Linked DNA regions of Homo sapiens: region 1 is linked to region 2. Evidence: chromatin loops called from intact Hi-C (ENCODE). Cell type or tissue: IMR-90. All regions are shown on one strand. Links, peaks and the distances in the headings refer to the core of each region. The heading gives the core; the rest is flanking DNA. Region 1 has its middle 120 kb from the start of RALGAPA2. Region 2 overlaps KIZ (kizuna centrosomal protein).

Region 1 (5,380 bases), core at 279-5,278, 400 kb after region 2:
AGTTCATTTGTATTGCTTTAAAGGAATACCTGAGGCAGGCTGAGTAATTTATAAAGAAAAGAGATTTATTTGGCACATGGTTCTGCAGGCTGTGCAAGAAGCATGGAGCCAACATCTGCTTCTGGTGAGGGCCCCAAGCTGCTTCCACTCATGTTAAAAGGTGAAAGGGAGTCAGTATGCAGAGATCACAGGCAGAGAGGAAGTAATAGACAGAGGAGGAGGTGCCAGGCTCTTTCTAACAACCAGCTCTCATGGGAACTAATAGAGTGAGAACTCACTCACTTGGTTCCAGATAGGACATTAATTCATGAGGGATCTGCTGCCATGACCCAAATGCCTCCCACTAAGCTCCACCTCCAACATTGGATCAAATGTCAACATGAGGTTTGGGGGGAACAAGCATCCAAACTATAGCAGCTCCCAACCCACAATGAGGAGTTCTACCTCAATCCCCAAAGCCCCCACTCCCATCTCCCCCTGTCTTCCTGGAGCTGACTTAGTTGGAACCTTCTGGACCAACTAATAACCTGTGTCATCCCTGTCCTATCATCATGACATTCAGTGGGTCATGGCCCTGTGTAGGAGAATGTCCAGCTCTCTCCAGATCTCACACCAAGGCAGGAGGAAACCACTGCCTGGAGGCCTTGTCCCCCAATGCCACACTAGTGTCAGCAGCAGAGGACCAATGCTCGGGTCCCCACCTCCCAGCCCAGTGTCCTGTGCTGTTAACATTTCTTGCCTGCAAGTGAGAGAATATGGAAAGGGTCTGCCCATCCCAAGCTCTATCTGTGCATCCAGGAAATGTTTTCAAGAGAAAAGTTAGGAGTTGTGATGGTTGATTTTATGTGTCAATTTGGCTGGGCCGTGGTACCTAGGTATTTGGTTAAACACTATTCTAGACATTTCTGTGAAAGTGTTTTTAAACTCAATTAACATTTAGATCAGTGGCCTTTGAGTAACAAAGATTACCCTCCAAAATGTGGGTGGGCTTTATCCAATCAGTTAAAGGACTTAAGAAAAAAAGACTGGTTCTCCAACCAGGAAGGATTCAGCCAGCAGACAGTCTTTGACTCTTCCCTGGGTCTCCAGCTTGGTGACCTACCCTGAAGATGTTAAGCCAATTCCTTAAAATAAATCTCTCTGTATACATGCATCCTATTCTGTTTGTTTTTTTTTTTTTTTCAATCTGGAGAATCTGACTAATCCAGGGGCGGAGACAGTCTGTAGAAAAGCAAGCTCTATCATTTACTCAAGATTATGAGCTAAACAAGTTTAACAACAGTATCTGAAAACTGTAACATTTATAGTACCCTGGGTTAAATACTACTTGTTTTCAGTGGGTTAATGGGAGAAAGAAACAGAAAATGGACCTAAGAGAGGAAGAAGAGAGGAGACAATTTGTACTTTGTATTTTCATATATATTATTCCCAGTTAAAGTGAATTGAAGCTAAGGGACAATAATTAACATTGATAGTCTGGATGATATGATATGTCCAACTTATCATTTCACTTTTATTTCCATTATATGTTTATGCCTTTCTACCAGAATGGCTGTTAAAATGGGATTCTTATGACATTTCCTGAAAGGACTCAATAGTCTTTTACTTACATCTCTCTCTTTTTTTTTTTTTTTTTTTTTTTTAAGATGGAGTCTTGCTCTGTCGCGCAGTCTGGAGTGCAGTGGCACCATCTTAGCTCACTGCAACCTCTGCCTCCTGGGTTCAAGTGATTCTCCTGCCTCAGCCTCCTGAGTACCCGGGATTACAGGCATGCGCCACCACGCCCAGCTAATTTTTGTATTTTTGTAGAGATGTGGTCTCGCGATGTTGGCCAGGCTGGTCTCTAACTCCTGACCTCAGGTGATCCGCCCGTGTCAGCCTCCCAAAGTGCTGGGATTACAGGCATGAGCCACCAAGCCTGGCCTTTTACTTACATCTAAGTAGCCATTTTGCCAAGGACAGGGAGTCAAAGATGAATGTGTTTTTAAAAATCATATGACCCTCATTTTAATTTAAACCATCTAGAAACCAAGATTTCAAGATGAACATAAAAAAATTAATGTAAACTGCCTTTAAATTGAAGATTTTTCCCCCCACTGGGTTACAATAAAGTTCCCATAAGTCTCTGGAGTATAGCAAAAAAACAGCGAGGTTGTCAGCGAGGGGGAGAACTAGAAACTAGAATGAGCTGGTTGAGTCCTCATGAGCCATCGAAGTCCAAAGTTTAGGAATTCAGAGGCCATCGGGGTGACTGCAGTCTCTCACCCCGTGCGCAATGCAGGACGACCACGCTGCTCCGCTGGGCGGCTCTTTCTAAACCTAAGAACCCAGCATACGACGTGGCTCTCTTGATTCCCTTATCAGAAGTCCTTCTGCATGGACAACTGAAAGGCCTTTAAATTCAAAAGCTCTTCAAGGTTAGTAAGTAAACCTGGCCTGTCTTACCCCAAAAGCCCGATCGCTGCGAAGGGGAGATTTTTATTTTCTGGTCCACACCGCCATCTGCTGGCCTCGCCATCTCTAAGTGAAGCACTCGCTGTATTTTCTTCCAGGAAATCCAGTAGATCGTTTAGACTTCATTCTAAAATCCATGTATATTGAAGTGTTGCTTCACGTGTGAAAGTAGCACTTCTCAATATTTACAATAAGAGTAAGAAAAGCACTTGATAAACCAGTTCATTGGACACAAGTTACTTGCGTTGATTGTGAATATGAAACGAAGTAACAGTTAAGGAGCTAAACATAACTAGGTACCTCTGGGCAGCCGGAGTCTCATTTGGATAATTAGTACCTACACTTGTCAGCCGTCTGATTGCCCAGTAATTATAGTTTAAGTTAAACAGGTAAATCTGATGGGTACGTATTTGTTTGTGGACAGGGTTAACAGCCCCGTTGATGAAGCATCCCTGCATCATCCTTCAGGAGCGCCATGGTAATTAATGGGCTCTTATGCGGTTTTTTAAATATGCAAATAAATATTTAACACGAAAATGTCCCTAGATGACAGACAACAGGTTCATGAGAAACAGCGATTTATCATTAGCATGGACTGCTTCAGGGACATTGGTGAATACAGGTAGTCAGGGAACTATCAACGTGTGTTTGAAAAGCCATTCCAGAGGGTTGCAGAACCGGGTGGCTCACTTAGCTGCTATATACATAGCTTGCAAAGCCCTTCAAAGGTTAATCATTCTTATCCTCCCCTTTTAGCCTCAATTGTCCTCTTTTGTCATGACCTCTTTATAAATAAAGGAAAGGAAAATAAGGAAAGATGGGGAGACAGAAGAGGAGAGAAAAGGAAAACGAGAAAACCACACTTAAAGTCCCTGTGGGTAACTGTTGTACAGTTGCATGCATTTAGGTAAAACCCCTAACCAGCTTAATAATCTATTCTGAGACAAACAGGGCAGCTTGGAGAACCCTGCATTTGCTCTTCTAAGAAAAAGAGGCCGGGCGCGGTGGCTCACGCCTGTAATCCCAGCACTTTGGGAGGCCGAGGTGGTCGGATCACGAGGTCAAGAGATCAAGACCATCCTGGCAAACATGGTGAAACCCTGTCTCTACTAAAAATACAAAAATTAGCTGGGCATGGTGGTGCACACCTGTAGTCCCAGCTACTCAGGAGGCTGAGGCGGGAGAATCACTTGAACCCAGGAGGCAGAGGTTGCAGTGAGCCAAGATCACACCACTGCACTCCAGCTTGGCGACAGAGCAAGACTCCGTCTCAAAGAAAAAGAAAAGAAAAGAAGAGAAAAGAAAAGAAATTATCAGTGAACTCATAGCTTCCCATATTCTCTAGCAAACAAAGAACATGTGGGGGATAAAAAGAGGTTTAATGGAGTAAGCACGGCACACTGTCAAATGATCAGCAATCAGATCTTAAGGACAACTCATTCTTCATCAGCTGCACCTAACTCTCTGGGCCCCAGTGATGTGATTGCTAATGGAATAATGCCTATGCAACCCAGCCAAATGAACCCAGAGCCTTCCCCTCTGGCACTAAGATAGGCCACCGTTGGTTTCCGAAATAAGCATGACATCAGCAGTGGCCACCTCCTGCAGTCCAAACCTCAGAGCTCCTTTGGGGAGGAGGCGAGGCGTGCAGGAGAGCCGTGTGGCTCCAGGATGCTAGATTTCACTCCTGGCTCTGGCTCTGAGTAACATGTGACTTACGACCAGTCGTGTGTGCCAATCAGTTGGAATTATTCCTCTGCTCTCTGCTCTTCAACAGAAATAATGAAGTTGCCTTGGTAGATTCACCAACTTTTAAATGTTTGGAGCTTATCAAGAGAGTCATTTTTAACACTTTTTCTTCCCCTGAAAATACAAGAAATGCGTGGCCGTCGAAAAATAAACAAGCAAAGAGAAAAGGAAAAGAAGCAGGAAAAAAAAAAAGTGGACATAAGACGACTCCTCCAGGGACAGCCTCATCCCTCTTCCCTCCTCGCCATGTGGCTTTCAGAAAGAGCAGCCTCTGGCTCTTGGTTTGCTTGCCTTCCCTTCACACTGCAGCCCTCCTATCTTCTGCGCCCTATGTTGGTACAGCTCAATCCAATGCACATTTTGCAAGCCTTGATTATGACTTTCCAGCAGTATCTCCCCTCGGCTGCCGAGGGCCAAGGCCCCTGCTTTCCTCTTGCTTCTCCGGCCACCTCTCCACCCTTTAGAAGTCTCCTCCTTCTCTTCATGGCCATAATCTGGTGGGTACTTTTCTTTCCACTTGATGCTCTTTCCCTATGTCCGAGGGTCTAACCCTGTCTGTAATGAGAATCACCTGAGGGCTGTTATCATCTACTTATACTTGGGCCCCGCTCCAGGCCAGGCAAGTCAGAATCTCTGAAGAAGGGATCCGGGGAAATTCAATATCTTTTTAAAGCTCCCCAGTCAACTCTTACATTCAGGCAGCATGAACTAACCCTCCAGGAACAGTTTCTCAAACGGGACTGCACAGGTGGAACCCGCTGGGGAGTTTTAAAAGCTTCTGATGGCTGGATCCAGAATATCCAGGTCTGAGGGGTGTCCTGAGATGAGGGACTTTCAGTGCTAAAACTAGGAAAGTCCCAGGCAGACCTGGACAAATGGGGATGAGTTGGTTGCCCTCCCCAGAGATTTTGACGTAATGGTACTGGATGGGCACTGGGAATTTGTTAATTTAATTTTATTTTGTTTTAGTTTGTTTTATTCATTTATTTTTGAGACCGAGTCTCGCTCTGTCACCCAGCCTGGAGTGCAGTGGTGCAATCTCGGCTCACTGCAACCTCCACCTCCTGGGTTCAAATGATTCCCCCACCTCAGCCTCCTGAGTAGCTGGGATTACAGGCACCCGCTATCATGCCCGGCTAATTTTTGTATTTTTGTAAAGACGGGGTTTCACCAGGTT
Region 2 (5,380 bases), core at 55-5,054:
CTCTCTCTCTCACACCCTTATGCAGATAACTGTACGAAATGCATGATTCCCTGCAGCTCAAGTACATGATGCCATACAGAAGTGAGGGAACTTGTACAAACTGACTTTTATTTAAAAAAAAAAAAAACAAACTAGAGTGAATGGTGGAGCTATATATCCATGCTTACTCACTCAGGAAGCACAATGACTATCCAGCACTGGTGATTAAGAAACCTGCCGCTGGGCATGGTGGCTCGCCTATAATCCCAGCACTTTGGGAGGCCGAGGAGAGTGGATCACCTGAGCTCAGGAGTTCAAGACCAGCCTGGGCAACATGGCGAAACATCATCTCTACCAAAACCACAAAAAATTAGCCAGGCATGGTGGCATGTGCCTGTGGTCTCAGCTACTTGGGAGGCTGAGGTGGGAGGGTTGCTTGAGCCTGGGAGGCAAAGGTTGCAGTGAGCGGAGATCGTGTCACTGTACTCCAGCCTGGGTGACAGAGCGAGACCCTGTCTCTAAATAAATAAATAAATGAAACGAAGCCTGCCCCACTGCGGGAGGGAGGGTACTGGGAAATGGCTTCTAGCCCTGACTACAGATGATAACAGAAATAGCTAGGGGGACCACAGGAAGGGCATGCTGTGCAGCCAGGTCTCCGCTTAGGAAACGTTCAGAAGGTTAAGCCTTGAAAAATCTAGAAGGCCTTAACCAGGTAAAAGAGTGGGGCAAGAGCATTCCAATAAAATCCAGGGACATGAAATAGTGGGTCATACGCGGGCATGACATGCGGTCTGGTTGTTAACTGTTCTTCAGCAGGGGGACAAGGGGAGCTGGCTGGGAAGGGTGTGCAGTGTGCAGACTACCCGTGCTTGACAGAGGTGCAGGCAACAAGGGTCTCCTGAGAGGTGTGTGGCAGCAGAGGTGGGTGTCAGATACTCATTCCTGGCCCAGGGCGGGAGCAGGGGGTGGAATTTGGAGGAAAGAACAGAGGGAAAACCTAATGTTAGTAACACATTGACTCGATTTCATGGTCAATATCTATTTTTTTTTTTTTTTTTTTTTGAGACGGAGTTTTGTTCTGTCACCCAGGCTGGAGTGTAGTGGCACGATCTCGATGCACTGCAACCTCTGCCTCCTGGGTTCAAACGATTCTCCTGCCTCAGCCTCCCGAGTGGCTGGGATTATAGGCGCCTGCCACCATGTCTAGCTAATTTTTGTACTTTTAATAGAGATAGGGTTTTGCCATGTTGGCCATGCTGGTCTCGAACTCCTGACTGCAGGCGGTCCACCCACCTTGGCCTCCCAAAGTACTGGGATTACAGGTGTGAGCCACCGCACCCAGCCATCATTTTTTTTTTTTTTTTTTTAAACAGAGTCTTGCTCCATTGCCCAGATGAGTGCATTGGTGCAATTTCAGCTCACTGCAAGTTCTGCCTCCCAGGTTTATGCGATTCTCCTGCCTCATCCTCCCAAGTAGCTGGGATTACAGGTGCACACCACCACACCTGGCTAATTTTTTTTGTATTTTTAGTAAAGATAGGGATATTCACCATGTTGGCCAGGCTGGTCTTGAACTCCTGACCTCAAGTGATCTGCCTGCCTCGGCCTCCCAAAGTGCTGGGATTACAGGCATGAGCCACTGCGCCTGGCCTGTCATATCATTTTTTTAAAAAAAGAAAAAATAGCCATGGCCCATTAACAAATATACCCAAGTTATTGTGACTCTGAGGCCTCACCAATTGAGTGTGGCAATGAGACTCAGAGGGTCCTGCCAGGAGCACTGTCTATGATGTCCAGGATAAGGAGGAATGGCTCCCGGCAGCAGGAAGTATCCTTCCAGTTCTGGAGTCTTATTAGAAGGCTGAAAATAGCTAATTTATTATAAGACATAGTCTTTAGACTCCAAATTCTAAAATTTGTAATAATTTTTGACTGCTAGTGGAAATCAGTATTACAATTTCTAAAGGAGCAATTTCAGCTTGAACGTTCCTCAAAACAGACATATGTTTCTGAAAAACAGAAGGCAAAAAATAATCCAGAAAGAAAAAAATCCCAATGACTATGCCAACAAATCTCTGTAAACACTAATTTTAGGTTTTAAAGGCCTACCAGTAATTTAACAAAGTCTGAGCGCCCCCTGATGGTTAATCGGGGTTCCTACAGAAGATGCCACTTTCAGCTGCCTGAGGTCAACTTAACTTTTTCTCTTCAAATAATCAAGCGATTGTTCTTATTTGCTTTGTGCAGAAAAAACAACGTATGTAGGCTTGTGATAAGAAACGTGACATATTTAGGAAGCTGCTAATTCAGTGGAATTTAAGAATGGAGATGTGCCAAACCCAAGACAGAGAAGAGTGCTTTTATATAAGAACCTAAAGGACTTTCAGGAAAAACTCATTTTTATTTCACTGGACTATTGGTTCCTTATAATCTTTATGTTATCCTGGGGAAAATGGCACAGTGACCAGGCAAAGACAGAAAATGCCACCGCCATCAGAGCATCAGCTGCAGGCTGGCGCCCTCCACTGGCCGCTCTGGTGGCTGCAAGGCTGGCACAGAATGCCACCCACGGTGGCCCTGCCAGGGTACAGTGGCGGGGTGACTTCTGCTACCTTTCCCCCAGGCAATTATGTTGCAAGCACACACCCTTTCCTTTTGGTAAAACATTATCTGGTCCAACCAGTAAGCTGAAGTTACAAGGCAGGAACCAGTAAGCTAAGGGCAGGCTTTTAAAATATACTCTCCATTGAACAAATGGATCCGGGAGAGTGAAAACCGCTTGCTGGGGAAGGTAAAGCGAGACAATGTTTGCAGAGGAGAGGAAGCTCTGGCATGCACCCCTGAACAAAAGGGAACAAGTGGTCTTTACTTGGAGAACGGCTTCCTATTAGGACTCACTCCTTCGTACATTATGCTTTTCATCCCCACTCAACCACAAAATGATTTTGCTGAAGCAAATACAATGGTAGAAAAAGATTTACACTGAAAGAATCTTTAATAATAAACTGTTGCCAATCTGCCTACTTGCCCGTGATTTATAATACAATAAACATCGGATTCTATTACGGCTCATGCACTGAAGCTGCTGCTCTGAAAAACGGAATATGAAAGCACCCGAACCCCACCACCATCACAATGAAATGAGCATGTATAAATGTGCTAAGAGTATCTCTTTGCATCTTTTATAGCTTGTGTGTATTAATCTGTAACGCTTATTAAGAAAGTCATTGCTATGCAAAGCAGCACCCAATCCCTTTCTCTGGCTTTTCAACAGGAGTGCACTGTTTAGCCAATAGGACGGACCCTCTGGCCCTCATTCTGCATTCATCACAGGCAACATTTGCACAATGTATCTCTCAAAGGCGGCTGAAAAGAAGGCCTTAATACTCATGTAAACAACTGCAAACCAATTACTTAATGAATCAGGCCCACACATAATGAGGTGCAGACAAAGAGCTATAAATGCATTTTTGCGCCCAAGCCGCTGCTTTAAAGTAAAATCCCTCAGCTGTAGTTTGGGCTTAACTAGCACATCATAATTATTGTCTCTAGGACATCAGAGGAAGCCATTTTTTTTTTTTTTTTTTTTTAGGTCCAGTGGGTTTTTTTTTTTTCTTTTTTTGAGGTTGCTCATCAGCTCACTGACAAAATAGAGCAAAGAAGAATTTTAAAAGTGCTACAGCAGCACTGCACTGTTATGTTTATTCTCAAGTACCGGGTTTCGAGACCACTTGTAAAAGCAATAAAGCACAAGGAGTGACTGCAGTAAGTGGGATCCTTAAATGTAAGCCTCTAAGAAATTTCAGTGAATCCAGCACAAACAGCAAAACTGGAGCTCTCCAAAGCCCAGGGTGGCATATGAACAACACCAAGCCCAGCACAAGAACCAAACCGTGACAAACAGCACGCCAAACCCACGCACTCTGGACCCAGACCTTTTCATCACTGGATTATTATCAAGTGCCTAGAACCAAGAGTTCCTTCAAGGCCTTTTTGTGTGGTTTTTTTTTTTGTTTTCTTAAAGGGGATGATGAGATTACTTGTAATTTATTAGGAAATTAATTTCATACGGAAACGATACTAATAACAAAATACCTCTGTCTCAATTTGAAGGAGGAAAATGCTTGATTTTAGTTTAGTAAAATATAGACAAGATGTGAAATTATTAGACTGAGAAATGTTTTACAAAATCCAATTGCTTTCTCAATGTCTTTAAAAATTTCCCAAAGAACCTACGTAAAGACTGTTTAGGAAGAAGTGAGTTTTTTAGTGCCTCTATATATTATTAAGCCAAATGGTAACATTCGGCCCTGAAAATTATCTGTAGAATTTACTGTCTTTTAAACTTTCTTTTAGGAGACCTAGAACTTGAATTTATAATACAATCATAATAACATAATACTTTAACACTCTTCCTGTCCCATTTACCTCCCACTTCCTTCAAAAATATGGACGAAAACTCAGGCATTAAAAATAATAACTTCTGAAAATTAAATGAGTTATTTCTCTAAAACTTAACTTGTCAAGTTTCTAAAACTTATAATTTTAGAAATTCAATCTCATTTTAATATACTCCAGGTTCTAAAAACATTGTATTGTTTATAAAATATGAATAAAAATAGGATTTTTTTCATTTAAAAAATTCAGCATTTCTGGTTCAAATCATTTTCTCTTATGGAACATTATATGTTATACTAGAAATGTAAAGTTCCTGTTCTAAAATTTCATCAGAGACAAGCAGTTAATTCAAATGTAATATAATCATCTGAAGGACACCTTTTTACTGAGCAATGCTGTTCCAAAAGGAAAGTTGCTATGCCATTTTAAACAATATTTAGCTCAAAGCAAAAGAGTAGGGTATTTCATCAGGTGATGGCTTATATTCCCATCTATAAATTCTAAGTGACCTGAAGCTACTGTGATTAGTATTTTATGTTAATGACAAATTCAGCACACAACTCTCTTATCACAGCTCAAAAAACCTACAAGAAGCGAGTGCTACAGTTTGACAAATGTGAAAAGATAAATTTTGTTCTTTATGGAAAATAAGCAAGAAAGTATTAGAAAAGGAAAGAATAACCTAGCCTAAACACTTGGTTAAAAAAAAAGAGGAAAATAAAAATGAATATCCAGCAATTACTAGTTTATATATTAGCCATCACAAAAAGAAGAAACATGCCACTTTATTTCTTTTAAGGCCTGATGTTTTCTCTCTGCCCTTTTTCTGACAACCTCCATTGTGTGGTCTCTAAGCAGTCCTACTGCGAGCAGCTGTAGACGCTAATTTGTGGTTCACTGAGGTGTCAATTGAGTCTTAAACCAAGGAAACAACAGCTGCAAAACAATACTTGGCTCTGGTGCAAATATTTTCAAAGGTAGACTAAAGTTTCAACTGTTA

What was found. Peaks named below come from ENCODE experiments on the same cell type or tissue, not always from the same donor. Only the 100,000 strongest peaks of a DNase experiment are listed, where the experiment ranks them.
Region 1: a loop joins it to region 2, with 17 times the contacts of the local background. A loop is called at or near these places in 18 of 110 quality-filtered maps.

Annotation. Positions count from the first base shown.
Region 1 is chr20:20,834,787-20,840,166 of GRCh38, reverse strand. No RefSeq gene overlaps it. Among named protein-coding and RNA genes, the nearest start is that of RALGAPA2, 120 kb to the right of the region's middle. In IMR-90, for the core only: a CTCF peak has its summit at 2,509 (motif pointing left); no DNase peak of the experiment used is centred there.
Region 2 is chr20:21,232,966-21,238,345 of GRCh38, reverse strand. The region is part of intron 11 of KIZ (kizuna centrosomal protein); the gene reads right to left. Among named protein-coding and RNA genes, the nearest start is that of KIZ-AS1, 17 kb to the right of the region's middle. RefSeq lists an enhancer at 1,752-4,194. In IMR-90, for the core only: CTCF peaks have their summits at 2,120 (motif pointing left) and 2,514 (motif pointing left); a DNase peak (open chromatin) is centred at 2,115.